4 separate regions of the Mus musculus genome follow, and regions 2, 3 and 4 are each linked to region 1. Evidence: chromatin loops called from intact Hi-C (ENCODE). Cell type or tissue: left cerebral cortex. All regions are shown on one strand.

The links. Peaks named below come from ENCODE experiments on the same cell type or tissue, not always from the same donor. Only the 100,000 strongest peaks of a DNase experiment are listed, where the experiment ranks them.
Region 2: a loop joins it to region 1, with 4 times the contacts of the local background. A loop is called at or near these places in 6 of 42 quality-filtered maps.
Region 3: it touches region 1 in a loop (2.3-fold over the local background); 2 of 42 quality-filtered maps call a loop at or near these places.
Region 4: it touches region 1 in a loop (4-fold over the local background); 5 of 42 quality-filtered maps call a loop at or near these places.

Annotation. Positions count from the first base shown.
Region 1 is chr5:53,520,909-53,525,908 of GRCm38, forward strand. No RefSeq gene overlaps it. Among named protein-coding and RNA genes, the nearest start is that of Gm40304, 24 kb to the right of the region's middle. In left cerebral cortex, no CTCF peak of the experiment used is centred here; DNase peaks (open chromatin) are centred at 2,330, 4,209 and 4,779; H3K4me3 peaks cover 196 bases; H3K27ac peaks cover 141 bases.
Region 2 is chr5:53,587,195-53,592,194 of GRCm38, forward strand. It overlaps Rbpj (recombination signal binding protein for immunoglobulin kappa J region), which reads left to right and starts at 3,292. Exons shown (of 11, transcript NM_001080927.2): 1 at 3,292-3,530. The coding sequence starts at 3,511. In left cerebral cortex, CTCF peaks have their summits at 2,204 and 4,741; DNase peaks (open chromatin) are centred at 1,390, 1,504, 1,859, 2,229 and 4 more places; H3K4me3 peaks cover 3,555 bases; H3K27ac peaks cover 3,071 bases.
Region 3 is chr5:53,379,874-53,384,873 of GRCm38, forward strand. No RefSeq gene overlaps it. Among named protein-coding and RNA genes, the nearest start is that of Gm40303, 120 kb to the left of the region's middle. In left cerebral cortex, a CTCF peak has its summit at 2,139; DNase peaks (open chromatin) are centred at 24, 167, 567, 782 and 2 more places.
Region 4 is chr5:53,364,177-53,369,176 of GRCm38, forward strand. No RefSeq gene overlaps it. Among named protein-coding and RNA genes, the nearest start is that of Gm40303, 100 kb to the left of the region's middle. In left cerebral cortex, no CTCF peak of the experiment used is centred here; a DNase peak (open chromatin) is centred at 2,891; H3K27ac peaks cover 461 bases.

The sequences.
Region 1 (5,000 bases):
TAGGTCACATAGAATATTATTAAAAATAAAAAGAATATAAAAAGAAAATAAAAATAAAAATATCTTTAGGATAGGCAAGAGATTGTGTCAAAGGATGTCAGCTCTCCTGGTCTCAAAAGAACATAATTGCTAAAACTAATGGTGGGCTCCAATCTGGGATTTGGAGGTGAATAAATACAGTTTAGAGGCTGTAGAGGCTTCCTGCTTTGAATTTAAAAAAAGCCAGGACATTTGCAAATATTTTTAGCTGTGATGTTTATGGAGGGCTAAGAATATTAGCCCAGAATGTTGGGTTCTGCGACTAACTGTTGGTTTGTACATTGTAAGTAATTTAGGCTATTGGATAGAACCCTGATCTACTGCAGTTTCTTCCTTCATTTCTTGCCTTAAAAGGGCAATAGTGAGAAAAATCACTTTAACCAGAATGTTCTACAAGCACTTAGTAAAAACCTGTGGAACAAGACCGTGGTGCCAAAGGCATTTATAGTGCACCCAAAGGAAGCAGAAGATGAAACAGCCACATGTGACAATTTAGCACATCACAGAAGAAGAATCCATCAAACGGAAGGCAGGACTAACTCCAGCAATACAGCAGCTTTGTGCTCATGTCCTCACGCCTCCTGGGATCTGGGAAAGTGGCATCTCCCCAGGGGGATTGTTCCTACACAAACCCGATCAGTGTTTTTCCCCCTACATTGCGTCTTAGCTTAACATGTAATTTAATTTATCATCTATCATGAACTGAATGCCACCTTCCATCTACCACGAGTCAAACTTTCTTAAAGTCAGAGAGTCTTGCATTTCATCTATTACCAACTCCTTAACCACTAGGACAGTGTTTTTAGCACATACTAGGTATTCAAGAAAACTTGGTTGGTGAAGTGCTGAAGTGAATAGTATTATATGCTATCAATAGTCAGAATATTTATTAACATGAACAATTCAAACTAGGTACTAAGAAAATTCTTCTTGGGGCTGGAGAGATGGCTCAGCGGTTAAGAGCACTGACTGCTCTTCTGAAGGTCCTTAGTTTAAATACCAGCAACCACATGGTGGCTCACAACCATCTGTAATGAGATCTGATGCCTTCTTCTGGTGTGTCTGAGAACAGCTACAGTGTACTGGCATATATAGTAATACAGTGCATACATAGTAATAAATACATTTTAAAATATATTTTCTTTATTTACATTTCAAATGTTATCCCCTTTCCTAGTTTCCCCTCTGAAAATCCCCTATCCCCTCCCTCTCCCACTGATCACCAACCCATCCACTCCCACTTCCTGGCCCTGGCATTCCCCTATACTGAGGCATAGTACCTTCACAGGACCAAGGGCCTCTCCTCCCATTGATGACTGACTAGGCCATCCTCAATAAATAAATCTTTAAAAGAGAAAAGAAAAAAAGGAAAGAAAAGAAAAGAAAGGAAAGGAAAAGAAAAGAAAAATCTTCTTGGAATACGTGAAGTGATTGGTTTTCAAACCAAAACAAATTGATCTAATCAAATATAGCAATAACAACACTGGTTTTGAATTTTAGGCTGACTTACTTCCATTTAACTTAGTGACTAGATCAAGGCATTAACTTTGGTTTACATGGATGTCTTAAAGTACTGATTCCAGGGGCCAAAGATGCATCTCTAAATGAGTTTAAATAATTAAAACATACCTACTGGAATGCATTGGTTACTTCGTGTTCTCATGACAGCACCTGATAGAAACAAGGGAAGTGTGTTCTCTTCTGACTCAGGGTCTCAGAGACCTCAGTCCATCGCCACAGCAAGTCAGAAAGGATAGCCCACTTCGTGGTAGCAGGAGTGAGTGCTGGAAGCTGTCCATACCTCAAAAGACCAGAAACCACAGAGCAAGGAGGGCATACAATGACCAAGGCCCACCCCTTATGACTTATCTCCACCAGCAAGGTTCCAGAGTCTCCCACAATAGTGCCAGAGCTAAGGAACAGGCATTCAAAACGTAAGCCCACAAGAAGCTGTTTCAGTTCAACCCACAGCATTTTCTGCACTCTTCTCTTGGTCCCTCCTAGCCGAACCTGAAGCAGCTGACTGTGGGGAGGATGCTTAGCACAAAGGCACAAAGTCATCTATGTTGATAGGATGTGGTAGGGTAACCTTCTTGTCATTGCTAGGGAACCCTCTCTCTGTCTTTGTCTCTGTCTCTCTGTGTGTCTCTGTCTCTCTCTCTCCTGCTCACTCTCGCTCTCTTTCTCTCTGGACTCTCAAATACTATTAAGAAAAGCTCACTGGGGCACCCAGCCAAGCCTGCCTGCTCCCAGTGTAACACACACTCAGAAATTATGTCTTTCTGTCCTTTGCTCTTCAAGCAAAGAGTCCGCCTCCTCAGCCTCCTGCCAGCTAGGATCCTGATGAGCTAATTCCCTTCAGGGTGGGAATGACAGATTGTTGGCTAGGCTGGCCTTCTGTTTTCTTTACCACCAGTGTGAGGCCCCAGTTAGGGAAACTTGGGAGAGAAGAGAACTTCCAAATAGCCAGTGCCTAGAATCTGCCTGAACGTTTAATGTATTAAACAAGGTCATCTCCAAGCAGGTAGACGATATCACTCCCTAAAGAGCTGAAGTTTATGAGAGATAAGTACAGACAGGCTCAAAACCCTTTCTGTAGTATCGTGTCGTTCCACGACTAGATAAGGCCAGAGATAGAATTCTGGAGACTGATGCAGGATTTCCAGAGCAGAAATTTGTAGCACAAAAAGAAAAGACCTCTCTATGCCCTGTGAGCTTAAGGGGGTCCGCTCCTCCTTACAATTTCCATTTCCTCATTTGCAAAAGGAGAGAGTATAATAGCATCGGTACTCCTAATTTCCTGCTAGAAAATCACTCTGATACTCAGTTGCTTAGAACAGTGGTCATCCCTCCAGACCAGGAAGTTGGGAACAGCTTTGGTTGGGAAACTGTCACTGGGGTCCTTCATGAGGTCTCAATCATATGTCAGCTGGTGTTTGCCCTCCTCTGAAAGTCTATTTAGAGCAGCAGAATCCCGTTTAAGATTGTCCACCTACACACAACCTAGCCTCTCTCCAATGGCCGGTGTGCATATTAAGAAAATGGTACCAGCTTCACCCAGCCAGCCACTCCAAGAGACCAAGATAGCAGCTGCAGGGGCTTCACACCTAAGTGCAGCCGCCAATTCTTTGCTGGGAGGGACCACATCAGGACTTCTTTAGAGATATCTATATGAGTGCTTACAGTTGTAAGACGGAACAAGTGAAACACCTGTGTTAAGTGAAGTAGTGAACACCGCTAAATGATAGTTACCAACCTGTGTTATCTGCCTGCGCGGTCTCAGGCTGGTGCTCTCTCCTAGTTCTCTTTTATTGGGTTTTAACAAGATCCTACCTTGTGAAATACTCAAGCTCCCATTAGAAACCAGCAATAAGAAACCCCAAATCCACAAAGTTGAGACAGAGTAGCAAACACCAGTGCAGGCGGCTCTTCCAGCTAATCGCTTCTGGCTACTGGGTTGCTTGGCGCTGAGTAGATTACTCAATTTACCAGCCTCAGAAACTCCTGGGAACTCCTACACAGCCACAGTAACAACAAATGTCCCTTTCTCCATATTCTTAGAGGCAAGTGTCACCAGCACGTTACCAAAGGTGTTCAGTTTATATTCTGCAAATGGTTCTGAGTTTATACTTTGCAAAACGCTACTGCAAAAAAAAAAAAACAGTAATAAATATATATATATATATATATATATATATATATATATATGTTGCATTGTTTTGTTTTGTTTTGTTTAAAACTTTATGGCCAAATAAAATTTCAAGAGACTGCCTAGTAAGCCCTTTTCTGAAGACTGCCAGTGCCCACGGAGTCCCGAGTTAAAGGCTCTAAGAAGTCCTACAATTAGAAGCAAATATTCATATTTAGTGGGATTGGGGTCGGCGTTTTGCTGCTTCTTAGAGCCTCACACACCCGTTCCTCCACCTCAGGACAAGTGTCAGTCAACCTTCCTCCATGGAAGGGAACAGTGCTTCACGGGGCTGAGTGCAACCTCCCACCAAGGTCTGAACGTTTCACCCACAGGAAGAGTTTACCTCTGTGATCCGCTGCCTCTGCCTTGTATCACAATGTGCATTGTGTTGGGCCATTGAGAGAGTTAAGTAAGGGAGCTCTCTAAGCTTCTGTGTAGATCACATAGCCAGGCTGAGAGGAGCAGGGAGTGGGAGGGAGGTGTGAGCCTTTAATCCCAGCCAACAGAGGCAGGCAAATCTCTGAGTTTGAGGCCAACCTGGTTTAACAGAACAAGTTCCAGGATAGCTGAGGCGTCACAGAAAAACCCTGTCCAAAAAAAAAAAAAAAAAAAAAAAAGATTCTGGACCCAGCTTGACCCTTTGGGCCTGATCTTATTGGCTTTATCATTGAGGAGCAAATATATTTGATCTTTTTCACGTTCCTTAGCTTCCCAGCCTCTGCTTTCTTGTTTGTGGAACAAGGAGGGTGACTGTGTATCTCATAGCTTTCACATGGGGTTAAAACAAAATTAGCCATGTCCGGTGTGGGATACAGGCTTTGCACACCGCAAGAACTCTGAGCATTGTTCAGACTGCTGGGGCCAGAGGTTACCGAGCTGCTAAGTGACAATGTCAGTAAATGACAAGCTGACTCTGGTCAAATGCATGCTTTCCGCTTGTACAGAAAAATGAGATGCAGGCATTTTTGTTGCAGCTTGGGAGAGCCCATTGTGTCAGCAGTTGGAGGCCCGTGGGTGGGGTTGCAGGGAGATATTTAAAGACAAGGAGGCAGGTGGCTGGGCAGATGGGGGCGGCAGGGTTTATACACTCAGGACAGCCGGGGACAACGAGTGGCAGCGTCTGCAAGACGCCAGCTTTGTCCCCACAAAGCAGCAGGTGAAGCCACAGAGCGTCCACACTCCAGATACCCAGAGAGAGCCCAGCCAGAAGCAAACACTTGGCAGGGATGGGCGGCCACATTTGCCTTTTTCAATCAATCAGCCAACAATT
Region 2 (5,000 bases), 66 kb after region 1:
AATCTCTGAGGATGAGGAGGCATGGTCCCATGAGAAGAGCCTCAGGCTGGGTAGAGGTGGAAGGAAGGAAGGAAGCTCACTTAGCAGACAACCTGTAGGCTAGGTGGGGAAACAGACGGGTTAGATGAAGCTAGTTGCTGAGGAGGTAGAAATGATTAGGATCTAGGTCTACTTTGAAGGTATTGTACGTGGTTTGAGACTAGTTCACTTGTGATCCCAGGTTCTTGCACAATCTTGGAGCCCAAAGTAATAACGTGAGAAGTAGTGGAATTTTCAAGAAGTTGGGCCTAGTGGCCGATATTTGATGCCTAGTGGCATCAAATCTGGCAACCAGAGATTGATCCCTGGAACCCACCTAGTAGGTGAGAATAAACTGCAAGTTGTTCTCTGACCTCCACGTGTGCCATGGCCTGTGCAGACCCACACATATTTAAAAAAAAAAGAAAGAAAAGATAACTTGATCTTTAAAAGAAAAAAAAGTTACTCTAAAAAGAATAAACCTGGCTCCCGTTCTACCTCTAGTTTTCTATCTTCCAGTCTACGTGACCTATCCGTGTGCACATACTTCTATTATTGTGACACCATCTGTTAAGGAGGACTTGCGACAACCAAACAGATGTTAGTATCATTTGCTCCGGCACCCTCCAAAGCTGGGAGCAATATTAGCTTCCTTTCCTTACATATTATGGATTAGAAAATAGACTAATAGATCTGACTAGCATGATTTTTCTTGCCGGTGCAATCCTGAATGTGTGATATATATATATATATATATATATATATATATATATATATATATAAAAGCAAAAGTAATTCCAAGGTCCTCTTAAGTGAGGGCAAAGGAATTGGCATTACTGAGAAAGGAAAACACCTTAGGTGGAGCGTTTGAGTTGAGATTAGTTTTATGACTATCAAGGCTTTCCAAGGTCTCATGGCCTTCCGTCCAACATTAGTGTCACAAACCGTCACACTAGGCCTAAAAATCCTTGAGGAAACGTTTAAAGGCATTTTACCTCCGCAACACTCTCTTGTTCTGGATGAGACATGTTTTGACATAGCGTATTAAATGGGCATACGTCCTTTTAAAAATGGGAAGTAAATAAATAAAGCGATAGGCAAACACATATCGCATACCCTTAACAAACCTTCAGTAAGCAAAGCTTTATTTCAACCAGGAGACATTAGCTATTAGAGGGTTCACTGTCCTTTAAATGTCAAAACCCAGTCTTCATTTGTGGGTGCATGATGCTAGCAAGACACTAGTCCTACACAGCACCACGCCAATCTGAAAAGTGGCAGAGTGAAGAAGGGTTCTGACAGCTCTTGGGCAAGTAAATGAATTCAAAAAGGGTGCGTGGAGAACAGCAGCCACTAACGTATCTGATGAAACAGTACCTAGAACGGGATGCTTGCTACAAAAGAATAGAAAGAGGAAGGAAACAAAACTGGCGTTTTAAGTCATCTGGGGGGGAGGGGAGACAGAAACTGGTATGTATGTAGGATTCCTTTAAAGGCTAGGAACAGACTAAGGGGAAGCTATTTAAATCGTGTTCTCGTACCACAATGCAAACGTTTGAGATCGCTAAGCTCAGCTTTCCCGGAGCCTTGCCGGCTCACAAAGCCATCGAAGACACTATAAAGGAAAACAAAACAAAACAAAAAACAAAACAAAAACAAAACAAACAAACAAACAAAAAAACCCCAAACCAACCATTGCTAGAATAGTTAAGGGAATCCAAACTTGTTGTAGAGCAAGTGAAGTGGAGGCCAGACTAGGTGACTCAGATGCATGACTCAAAGCCGACACGGGGCTGGCTGACAGCTCCCGGAGGCGGGGGGCACCACGTCTGTCACATTTCAGGAAAGTACCAGGCTCGGGAGGGCGACAGGAAGCCTCCCCGGCGCGTGCGTGAGTGTGCCGGGGCGGCCTCAGCCCGCCGCTCCCCGCCACGCGCCCACCGCCCCGCCCCGCCCCGCCTCGCGGGCGCCTGTCGGACCCTGCCTTCCGCGTCCCGGGAGCCGCACGGGACGAACACCTGTCGGGGCCCCGGCTCTGCGCGATGTAGGGCGCACGCCCAGCCGCCCGCGGGGTGGGTAGGAGAGCGCGTTCTCGCGAGGCTTAGGAAATTTCCCACGGCCCGTGTTGTGTCTGAGCCGAGCGGTGGAAGGCGCTCGGGAGGAGGTGTAGCGTGAGACTCCGGCTGCCCGCATTGCGCACATGCGCAGTGGCGCGAGCGCGCCGCGCCAATCCTGCGGCGCTCCGGAGCGGGTCTCGGGCGGGCTGATCCAGTTCTCCGGGTTTTTTGTGGCTCCCTGCGGGAGGCAGGCAATGCAGGAGCTGGGAAATCTCTTGGAAAGCAAAGGGCCGGGAAGGGGGGGGGGGGGGAGCAGGGAGGATCAGCAGGTAGGGGACCGGAGGGACAGGTCTCGGGCCACCACCTGCCGAGAGGTGTCCCAGGCAAGACAAGCATCGGGCGACAGCATCGGGCCACCGCCGGAGGAGCTGTTTCTAGGCAGTTACCTACACGTCTGCACCCACACCTACATCCTGCAAGCTGGCTGCTGCCATGAGTTCCCCAGGCAGTCGGAGCTGGGCGGGTAGCTCGCTCCCAAGTGCCCGGGCTTGTAGTGGTGGCTCTGGGGACAACCATTCGGGGCTCTGACGTGTGGGTGCAAAGTGAACATCGGGGGGTTAGGGGGGACACCTTTGCGCGAGGCTGACCTCGGGATGACCCCAGCTCGCATCGGGGAGAAGCGGCGAAAGGCACAGAGCTTATCCCCTAATGCTTTTCCCCTGCAGAGCTCTTGGGAAGGGTCAGCTCACGCGGCGATCACGCCTGTCTCGCCGCGTGTGCGGGTCGTGCGGGAGCAAATGAATGGAGACAGTCGCTGGCAGGTCACCGGGGACCGGGGCTCTGTCCCGATCTCCGCCGCTCCGGCACCTGATACTGAGATTAGCATAAGGGAGGTGTCCAGTGAACGTCGGAATGAATGAAAAAGGCTGGGAACCCGCGGCGAGCGGGAAGCCACTTGGAAAACACCCACTCGAGGAGGCGTCTCCTCTAGGCCTGTGAGACGCTCGCATTTTCCCAGGACCCCTCCTCCCGGCCCCGGGGCCCCGCCTCCTGACCCCTCCAGTCCCGGTCCCCGTAGTAATGCCCTCCGGTTTTCCTCAGTCTCCACGTACGTCCCCGAGGGCGCGTCCCAAAACCCGGATAACCGGAGCGCTCCCCATGGACTACTCGGAGGGCTTGTCCGCGGAGGAGCGGCCTGCGCATGCTCCATCGGCGGGGTAGGTTTCTAGGGAAAGGCAGTGAGCAGATCCCTTAGTCCGCGGGCGGCGCGAGGCGGCTGGCTCCCGGCGGCGGCGGCGGCGAAGCGGGGAAAGACGGCGCGGGGGCCGGGTGGCAGCGATCGGCGAGGCCGAGGGAAGGGGCGGGGGAGAGGAGCAGGGAAAGGCGGCGGGGGGAATCTCGCGAGGGTTGGAGTTTTGGCGAGAGTTTGTGGAAGATGGCGCCTGTTGTGACAGGGTAAGTCTGAGGGGGCAGCGAGTGCTGGGAACCGGGAAAGTTGCGGGCGTCTGACCGCCGGCGGCAGGCGGCGGGCCGGGGCCGCGCGGCGCGCCGGGGCCTCGGGAGGCGGCGCGGGGCGGCGACGCGATGGCGCGGGCCGGTGCGGGGCTCGCCCGTGCGCCGCGGTGGAGCGGGCTCCGGGCGCGTGAGGGCGGGCGGTGGCGAGGCCGGCGGCTGCGGGCGGAGTGCGGCCGGCGCGCGGGGCCGTAGGCACCGTGCCCGGCGCGCGCCCCCCTCGGCGGGCCTGGCGGGGATCCCGGCGCAGCTTTGTTCCCCGTGCGTGGCCCGCGTCGCCTGTCCTCCCAGCCGCTGCCCTGGGCGCCGGAGCGCTTTGTCTGTGTGCGCTGCCCCCCGCGATTCTGCCCCCAGCCCTTTGTTTCGCCGCCTTAGGCTCTCTGTGGGAGCCGCTGCGCGCCCCGCATCCCGTCTGCACCTCCACTCCGCCCGCTGTCCCTCCTCCCGTGCCCCTTTGTTGTATCCCTCTCTTCAGTAGCTGGGTGACCTGCCATAGCCCTGGCACCAGATTACTGCCGTTCTCTTTCTTCCATTGTCTTTCTCGTGTGTATCCCCTCTCACCTTTTTCTCTTTGGTCCTCACCCCCCCCCCCCAAGGCTTTGTCTCCCCTATGTAGTGTCTCATTCTCTTAGCATCCCCTTCCCCTCGCGTCACTGCCTGATTTATCCGCTGCCCACTGTGTCTGTCTGTTGAACTGTCTCAACCCCGGGGACTCCATCTGGTGCTTCTAAGTGCGCACAGACTCTAGGGTTTGCTTTTGTTGTTTGAGTCTGGGAGATGCTTGAGATACTTAAGTTTGCTCCTTCCGCGCCCCTCCTTTCTTCCTTCGCACCCATTTCTCTCGGGATCACACCCCTACCCACCCCTATGCGCCCCTCTCTTGGGATTAAAACGACCCCACTTTTCTTTGCCATCTTTCTGGGCCCGTGATTGTTTTGCTTGGTAAGAGTAGCGCTGGAAAAGGATCTCGATTTCTTGATGGTTATTGCCGTCCCCATCATTGGCTTCTGACGGCCCCAGGCCAAGGGCATCCGCAGTAGCCTTGCACCTGGGTTACCTGAGGGCTAATGGAAGGGTATATTTTAAGACTGTTAGAAGTAGGCTCAAAGGTACTTCCCACCCCCCCACCCCACCCCCTGTTGGTGATGGAGAATAGTTTCAGATATTCGCAGTGGATGTGCGTTTGATGTGAATAGGAGGTGAGTGAATTTTGATGTTGTAAACTTGTGAATGTTGGGCTGATGAAGTTTATCTTTTTTTTTTTCCCCTGGAATTTGTATCTACAGTTTTAATGACTTTTCGGAGACATCTGGCTTGGGAATTTGATCAATGGCTTGCTTCTTCATAATTTAAATGAGTTTACCATTTATGGTTGTTTGAATTTGCAGTTTGAGTGTGTAGTTTGTGATTTTT
Region 3 (5,000 bases), 140 kb before region 1:
CCGAGGGGATCCGAGGCTCCCCAGAAATCTGGCCTTTTCGGCTCCATCAACATGTTAGCGAAGAAGGTCCTGCGAGAGAGGCTGGGGCCAGACTGACTGAAGCAGGGCAGTAATAAAAACGGCTGCTGTTATGAGGGGGAAAGTTAATATTTCCAGGGTGTTCACTCCATGTGGGGCTTGTTGAAAGCTTGTGCATGTTTTCCCTTTTATTTAATCCTTACAACATGCCTGGTACAGTCCAGATAGGAATTTTGTCTGCTCAGTTAAGCTCCATGGCCCGAAAGAAGAAACACTCAGAATGACCTAGTGTCCTTTCCAGGGCCATAGACTTATACAATGGAAATATTCTCCTATATATTAATATTTATATATGTACATATGTATGCATTGTTTAAAATAAAGGTTTTCACTATGACATCTTCATGCATGCATATCATGTATTCTGCTCATATTTCCCCCCACCCCCTCACTCCCACCCCCTTATCTCCTCCTCCTGCTGCTGGCCGCCTTCCACGGAGCTGAAATTAAATCCCAGTGTAACGGTAGAGCCAGCCTGGGAGGTGTGGAAAAGTGAATTCTGGAAGTTCATTCATTCACATCCTTTTATACCACAATTGACATGACAGCTAAAAAAAAAAGATACATTTGAGGACTTAGAGCAAGCTAGATTAAGTTCCAGTTTTGCTTTCTTGGGTCTGGGAGATGGCTCAGTGGCTCAGAGTGCTTGCTGTCAAAGCTGGAAAATCTGAGTTCAAATCGCCAGCACCCACTCAAAGGCTGAGCTTGACTGTGCCTGCCTGTAACTGCAGTGGGTGGAGACAGGGGGATGCTGTGAGCTCTGCAGCCAGCCAGACACCCTGTCTCAACAAATAAGATGGAGAGCCATAGAGGGTGGTTCCTGCACTCTCTTCTGACCTCTGCGTTACACGTCTGTATGTTACACAGACACGCATACCCTCACATACGCATGCATATACACCATACCATACCACCCATGCCTCCTGTCCACCAGTTACCTTGATTTCCTTACTAAAAGTAAGGAGAGTAGCAACCTCCAAAGCCAGAATCGTGAAGCCAGAAGTGGTTCAGAGCCCAGCACAGACTAAATCCCTAGTAATTATTCCACAATTTGACCACACCCAGGTCAGGGGAAACATGGAGCTTGGTGTGGACACCCCGGCTCATGCTGGAGTTCTGTGGCCACCACCTTCTCAAACACTCATTCATCCATTGAATGGGACAAAGGGGACAATAGTGATGGCCGTATCAGGGACCACTCACAGCAGGGCGAGGAGCAAGGAAGCAATGTATGCAAAGCACATTCTGCATCGCTGAAAGAAAGACTGTGGAAAGACTCTTGGTTGTCTTTGGAAACCCCCATATGGTCCTCTCCCTTTGGAGCACAGGCTTACACACTGCACGTTGTCATTAGGCACAGAGAAAGAAACAGCAGAAACCCAACCTTCAAAGGTCTTTGGTGCTCTAGGGGGAAGATGGGACCAACACAAATAAAGCATTCATTAAAAAACAAAAATGACATGTCATATACACACATACTGTAGATAATCACTAACAGCCGCGTGGAGACATGAGCAAGGCTGTGGGACTATGCCAGAGTGCCTGGGACGACATCTGAGAAGTTTCTGGAAAGAAGGGGAATTTCGGAAGGATGGAGGTCAGTCCCTCTAGAGGGGAGCTACATTTCATTCTCTGCCAGTCTTACCTGTCCTTTTCCCTAGAACATAGTAGGTGCCTTATGTTGGCTCCCTGAATGAGAACAGGAAATGGCACGAGGGAACTCCAGGGAGGGTGTGGACAAACAGTGGGCTGGTGACTCAGAGGGGAGCTGAGCGCTCCGTGGAGTTTATTTTTCTTTCGTGTTCTCTGCCAGAGGCTGGCCCATGATAGACCCAGAGGGCCAGTTTTCCTTTGGAGAGAAGGAGTCGGGAAGGCGAATTCTATTTATGTAGTCTGGTTACATCTCACTTTTGTATATTTCTTAAGTACACAAATCCTTCCTAATACCAGGATCTCAATATGAAGGAAAAAAAATCCCCCCTCCCGCCCAGTGGACAGAGACAGTCTTGTTGTGCCTGCTTAGGGACAGTTATGTGGCATCGTGATGCATCTTCTTGGTTGAGCTGAAGGTGGCTCTGCAGAGTCTCCTTTCCTGGGTGTTCGGCCAGACAGGAGAGTAGAGCTAGGAGAGAAGTCTGCCTGAGGTTTGGAGGACAAGCCTGGCCAGCAGGCTTCCACGGCTGCTAGAGAGCAGTGGCCAGCCTTGTGCGTTCACTGTGCCTGGGTTCACTTTCACTGTCCACAAGGTCTTGCATACAGATCTCATGACAGCTTTGGAGGAGTGGAGGCACTGACTCGACTCCTGTCCATCCTCACATCCTCACAGGCTCCAAGTTCTCTTTTACATCTGCCTTTGCTTTCCAGCTTCCCAGCCCCTGACCTTCATGATGCTCTGGCAGCCCTTTAGAGGTGCTTAGCGAGTCACTGGATGCAGAGAGTCAGTTTCTATTGAAAACCACTGAATCACACTCATCTTCAGGACCCTTGGATGGTGATTATTCAGCCTCTGAAAGACTCCTGCCTGGTACCAGTGCAGTGTCTCCAGTCTGAGAATGGATCCTAGTGCTATGTGCCAAAGAGAGTGCTCCCAATCCACTCAATGGTGATTGATTTGGGGACAAGTTTGTGACCTGGAACACCAGTGGCAGCTCCAGGGAAATCTTTCTTTGATCGGACACCTGGATGCAGAGACAGGTGGCCATCAGCTGAGTGTGATGGCCCAAACCTAGAATCTTAGTCCGAATCAGAAGATGGAGCAGGAGAAGCAGGAATGTAAGTCCGTCTTGTATTACATTAGGGTATCTTTTAAAAAAGAAAAAAGAATATGAGAGGTATAAGGGGCAGGAAGGCTGTATGTTACTAAATCTGGATATTGGCATCATATCTGGACAGGTTTAAACATGCTAGGCCCAGAGAGTTGCACTATTAGGAGGTATGGCCTTGTTGGAGGAAGCATGACACCTTGGGGGTGGGCTTTGAGGCCCTCCTCCTAGCTGCCTGGAAGCCAGTCTTCTCCAGGCTGCCTTTGGATCAAGATGTAGAACTCTCAGCTTCTTCAGCACCATGTCTGCCTGTAAGCTTCCATGCTTCCCACCGTGATGATAATGGACTGAACCTCTGAACCTGTAAGGCAGCCCCAGTTAATTGTCCTTTATAGAGTTGCCTAGGTCATGGTGTCTGTTCACAGCAGCAGTAACCCTAACTAAGAGACAAGACAAGGACCAGGATAGAGGGAGGAGATGAGAAGAGCATGAGCCCCCATCATACGGTCAAACTTTCTAGAAATTGCTACCTTGTAGTTCCACTTACGGGAGAAGATATATTTTCCCACTGTTTAAGATGGCTTCTTTCTCCCCATCTTCTCATTTAAAAAGTTAACTTTTAAAGTTTGTGCACATGTGTGTATCTGTCACAACTGTGTAGGCCTTTAGAGGCCAGAGGAGAGCATTAGATTCCCTGAAGCTGGAGTTAGAGGCTATTGTGAGCTGCCCAGTGGAGGTGCTGGGGTCTGACTTGAGGCCTGTGAAGAGTGGCAAGCACTTTAACTACTGAGCCAGCTCCCTAGCCCCTTCTTCTTTTAAATCTACTTTCTCTTTCTCCCTCTCTCCCTTCCCCCCCCCCCTTCTTTCTGTATGTATGTGATATGTTGAGGGACATTCCCATGGCCACCGGAGGACAACTTTGTGGAGGTGAATCTCCTCTTCCACCTTTGCCTGGGTTGTGGGATAGAAATCAGTTTATCAGGCTTTTGCTGGACTCACCTTTATCCATAGAGCCATCTCTCCCACCCCGGCTTCCTACTTGAAGCCAGAAGCATCTCCATCAAATTTTTTTAATCCCAGCACTCAGGAGGTAGAGGCAAATAAATCTCTGTGAGTTTGAGGCTAGCCTGGTTCAGGACAGCCAGGATTACATAATGAAAGCCTGTCATACACACAACACACACACACGCACGCACACGCGCGCACACACACACACCATATACATACACATAGGCTAGAAGGGCCCCTCTCCACTGGCTTTACCTGTCTCTCGTCTCTAGCTTGGCTTCTGCTCTGTGCGGAAATATATTTAAAATATTTAAGGAAACGCTTATAATTTAGTGTGTGTGTGTGTGTTTGTGCATGCACATACGTGCTACAGTGTGTATGTGGCAGTCAGAGGACAACTTGCAGGCATCGAGTCTCTCCTTCTACTGTGTGGGTCCTGAGGGTTAAACTCAAGTCATCAGACTTGGCAGCAAGCCTCTTTGCCTGCTGAGCCTTCTCACTGGCCCTTCTTTTTCTGTCTCATGCCAGCGGGCTCCTGTTTGGTTTTGCCAAGAAGAAACACCGATAAAAACTGGGAAGACCTCCTTTTGTCTTCCAGTGTGTAGCAGATCGTCTCCACCAGGAGCCCACAGCCTCATAGGTATCTCTTCCCAACTCCTGTCAGTCTCCTCTAGTCTCTTTACCGAGTCACAGGAGAACACCAGCCACGCACCCTCAGGAACAGTGGGCTAGCTGCTCGGGTTCCTTCATCTACTGAGCTCTTGGTGACATCAGAACAACCCCTAGACCACCATCTTGGGAATATGGATACTAGATTCTTGCCACCTGCTTGCAGGACCCTCCGAATGCAAGCTCTGTGGTTTCTTTCAGACCAGCACTAGCAATCCATGAGACCCTCGTCCAAGGTTCCAAGTTCTGATAATCAGCCGCTCCACAGTTAACTCCGTTACCTGTGAATTACCTGTCTCAGGGGTGCCCCAGCTCCCTTATTTTGATGGCTCCATGTAGGCTATGGGCTGAATACTGTAGATGTGTGTCCTCTAAAAGTTCTGATGTTGGAAGCTTGGTCACCACTGTGTGAAGTTAAAATGGAACCTTTCAGGTGGTGAGGATAATTGGAAGTCATTAAGTCAAGGGGCTGGAGGCAGCCTT
Region 4 (5,000 bases), 160 kb before region 1:
CACTACAGTGCACACACTGGTAGAAGCAATGGGTGATGACGCGAGTTCAGAACAAGGCTTCCTAGCTGGGCAGCACAGGTGCGAGAGAGCGTGGCTACTACACAGGAGGAACAGTGTTCCCTGAGAACCAATGATTTCCCAGAGAGTGACTCTTCAGGTCCGCTGAGGGGCTTTCAGACAGCCAGGTCTGATCCAATGCTCAGGGCTGAAACCTTGCCTCCTTTATTTGCTACTTGCCCTAGGGTTTCTGATAAACATCACAGCCAAAAGCAACTTGGAAAGGGAAGGGTTTATTTCACCTTCCAGTTCATAGCCATCCCTCAAATGTTTTCCATTCAGGCTTTGGTCCCTAACAGGCCACAGGTTGCCCTTTCAAAGTGGCCTTTGTGATGGTAAATGCAGTGGTCAGTTTTCAGACCTCACCTTCTTGATTTATTGGTAGGATTTTTCTTTGTTAAAGAGGTGTGTGTGTGTGTGTGTGTGTGTGTGTGTGTGTGTGTGTGTTGTATACATTTAGGGGCTTGCCTGACCATGTGTGGGAATGAGGTTGGAGGTTGCTAATAGGTTTTTTTTCTCTATTGACCTCGACCTTAGTTTTTGAAGCCAAGGTCTCTCATTGAACTGAGAGCTCACCATGTAAGCTAGACTGTGGTTAGCCATTGAATTGGGATCCAATTCACTCCCCCTATGCAAAGGTGCAGTTAGATGTGTACGCTGCCCTGCCTTGCTTTTATGTGGGTGCTGAGAGAGGATCTCAAGTCTCTAGCCCCGTTATCAGCAGGATTTAACATTGCATTCAGCCCTCCTTTTCAAAGTCCTTTCTGCTTTTGACTTCTAAGACAACCCGCCTGGCTTCCTGTCATTCCCTGGCTGTCCCTTCTCTGTCCTCAGACTCTGACATACTCTAGCCGTCTACTCAAGAACTCATCTCTCCTCTGTCCACACTTGCTCCCTTGAGAGTTCTTCCATGTTTCTGCTGTGTGTCTTCATACTCCCCACTCCTGCTCCGTAGCTCAGGCCTTTCTTCTGAACTTCAGACTTTCTGCCATCCGCTTGCTCGGCATGACCCCTGGAAGTACTAACAGGTGTCATGACCTTAATGCATCTCTGAGACTCCCAACCTTCCCCTCTTATCCTTATTCATAGCTTCCTACACCTGGGAACCCAGCGCCATCTCCCCAGATGCCTGACTTTGATCCTCACCACTCACATAAAATGCTGGGTGTGGTGGCACAAACTTGTAATCCCAGGGATAGGTGGATCCCTGGGGCTTGCTGGCCAGCCATCTTAGCCTAATCAGTAAATCCCTGTCCCGTTGAGAGAGAGCCTGTCTCAAAACCTAAAGTGGATAGATAGTACTGGAGGAAGGACAGTGGAAATTGAACTCTGGCCACCACTTATGTGCACATTTGCACACATGCTTGTGTGTCCTGCATTCACATATACAAAAATGCACATAGACACACAGACACATAGACACACACAGAGGCTCTACCCAAACACCCTGTAAGACCTAACCATTCCTCATCCTTCCCACTGGTCCATCTTACTCTAAGTATCCCAACCTCACCCAGCTTCATCCCCTGGAACTCACAGTGTATCTATCAGCAGAGCGTTCCCCCTAGTCACCCACGCCATTTCTCTGACCAAAGTGTTCCAGCAGCATACAGTCCCACATACAGAGATTCTGTTGTCCCCACCACACCCTGCAAAGCCTTTCACTTTCCAAACCCTACATAACACCTGTCTGCTAGCTTCCTCACAGCTGATCCAACCACGCTGAAATTGGCTCCTCAAATATCATCATTTCAACATAGGACCTTGGAACTTGTTGACTCTTTTGTCTGGAATGTTCTTTCCAGCGATATTCTCTTCTTTTGCACCTTTCAGTTATTTATACATTTTTTATTTGCAAATTGGAATTCTTTCTTGACTACTCTAATGAAAACCACAGCTAGTTCCACTGTGATTCTCCTTCCCCTGGCTGCCTTAGGCTTCCCCACATGATCTGCTTATAATTTCCTTACCTCTTCCTGTATTGTGAGCCTCTCCTCTCTGGACTATAAAACTCCCAAGAGCAGAGTTTTATAATTTCTTTCCAGTGCTTTGTAACCAGTGCCTAGGATTCTCACTGCCTGGTGTATAATGCTTCTTGAGTGGTGTGATCTGGAGCTGGCATTGACAGTCGAAAGGTCTTGCCTCTTTGACATTAGCGAGCAGAGTATGATGACAGAGGACCTGGGCTGTCTATGTGACTGTCCACAGGCATCAACTGTTGTCTTCTGGCCTCAGGACACATCTGTAAGCTCCTTAGGGGTGAGGACTATGTCTAGCAACCTCTAACTCTCTCCACCCAGCATCAGGGCTACCTAATAATGTCTTCATTAAAAAGCAAGAAAAGAGCCTTTGGGGCTGTATTGATAGCAGTTAAAAAATAATTAGAGTGCCCACTGTGATTACAGGTGACCTGGGTTTGGTACCAACCACCCACATAAGGCAGGCAACAACAGCTTGTACTTATAGTTCTAGGAGATCCTATGTGGCCACCTACATACAGGTGGTGCACATAAACTAATGTGCACACACACTATAAAATGGGGGTGGGAGGCTCCTGAAGATGGTCTTTTCTGGTCTGGTCTGGAAGCACTCAAAACAACCAATTTAACCTCCCTCCCCCTTTGCTTGGGGCCAGCTGCAAACTAAATTTATTCACTTACTTATTCAGCCAGCCAATTAAATGCAGCTTTGAAATCCTGCAATTGTTGTTATTATAAACAGTTTTCTCAAAAAGAAAATAAAAAGTTCTTGTTCCCCCTACTGCTTTCCCTAAATGCATATTTGTTCTAAATAGAAACACCACTGCCCCCATCCCTTCTGTACAAATACCAAATGTACTGTCTGGCCAGACCCGGGACATTTTTAGCTTACCATCTCCTCCGCAGAACTTTGGAGAACATTTCCCTGAAGAAGGCTATCCCTCCCTCATCCCTTAAAGGCATAGATAGGTGCTCACTAGCCACAGATGTGTGCCATACACTTCAGAGGGTACAGGCCATGCAGTGGACAGATGGTAACAAGCAAATGCCGCCCCCGCCCCCCCCCAGCTGCTTGTAGAAGCTGAACTCACTCTTCCCCCCACCCCCTTCCTAGGGCTTCCCAGCTGTGCTGATCATCCACTGACGTCATGGTCCTTGTTTCCCCCAACCAGACAGAGGTAGCTGAGAAGCTCTGCCTGTCTGGGACTGAGTAGCTTTGGCCTTTCTGATGGTTCATTAGTCAGGGTTCATGAGAATCACAGAACTTATGGAATGTCTCTATATATTAAGGGAAATTATTGGGATGGCTTACAGTCTGCAGTCCAACTAATCCGACAATGGGCAGTTGTCAATGTAAAGTCCAAGAATTTAGTAGTTGCTCCATACCATGAGGCTAGGTGTTTTATCTGGTTTTCTGTATAAGCTGGAATCCTGAAGAAGTAGGATATGCTGGCAAGAAAGTGCAAGCAGGCAAAGAAGAAGAAAGCCTTCCTTCTTCCATTGTCCTTAGGTAGGCCTCCAACAGAAGCTACGGCCCAGATTAAAGGTATGTTCTACCAAGCCTGGATTTAGAACTTTCTCTGTCCTAGGCTGGCCTTGAACTCAGAGATCTGCTTGCCTCTTTCTTCTGGAATTAAAGATGTGTGTCATCTCATGTCAAGATCCAGGTCAGGAGCCTGTGTCTTCAAGCCTCAAGATCTGGATCACAGTTGTACCTTCCATTTCGGGATTATAGTTCATTCCAGATGTAGCCAAGTTGACAACCAGGAATAGCCATCACAGATGGTGATGTTCCCAGTGACATCTGAATGTCTACTGACAGGACACCCTGTGGTCCACACTTCCTATACAGACTGACAGTGGCTGACTCCATGGTTCAAGTGTCTCTCTTGAAGGGTTTATCTCAGAGGAAAACACACCTGCTGGCTCAAGCACCCATTAGTATTTAGAGTTTGCTCTGAATTGTCATACTCTACAGAGACAACGTCTGGTTATAGTAATTACACTGAGTGAAAGGGATGAACTCAGCCATGGAAGTACTGCTAAGACCTTCATCATGGTTTTTCTGTATTAGAAATTATTTATTTATGTGTGTGTGTGGGGGGGAGGAGATATGTGTGCCCTGGCACATGAGTGTAAAACTTTGTAGGTGTTGGTCCTTTCCTTCTACCATGTAGATAACTGGAATTGAACTTAGACCATTAGGCTTGGTAGCAAGCACTTTTCATGCTGAGCCATGTTGACATCTATGCTGGCTAGTTTTATGTCAACTTGACACAAGCTAAAGTCACCTGAGTAGGGAAACTCAATTAAGAAAACGGCTCCATAAACTCTGGCTGAACCCAAGCCTGTGGGACATTTTCTTAATTAGTGATTGATGGGGAAGGGTCCAGTCCATTATGGGTGATGCCATCCCTGGGCTGGTAGTCCTAGAGTCTATAAGAAAGCAGGCTGAGCAAACCATGTGGAACAAGCCAGTAAGCAGCATACCTCCATGGCCTCTGATGTGTTAGAGTAGCGGCTCCAGTTTGAACACAGCACACTAGGCCAAAACAGTTCCATGTGTAAAAGGTTTATTGGGAGAGAGAGGGGCAAGGAAGGTGGTGGCAGAAAGAGAAGGGGGGAAGAGAGAGAGGGAGGGAGGGGTGTTCCATATATATGGATAATGACATAACGCAGGTAAAGGTGGGAGGTGAGCTAAGTGGATTCTGAGAATATGGTGGCTGTTGTCTTGGCAACAGGTCTGTAGGTCCTGCCTATGTGATGTCACAGGTTTCAGGGGCCCTGATGCCAACAGCCTCTATATTAGCTTTTGCTTCCAGTTTCCCACCCTGTCCTGACTTCCATTGATGATGAACAGTAATATGGAAGAGTAAGCTAAAATAAACTCTCTGCTTCCCAGGTTGCTTTGGTCATGGTGTTTCATCACAGCAATAGAAACCTTAAACTAAAACAGCATCCCTC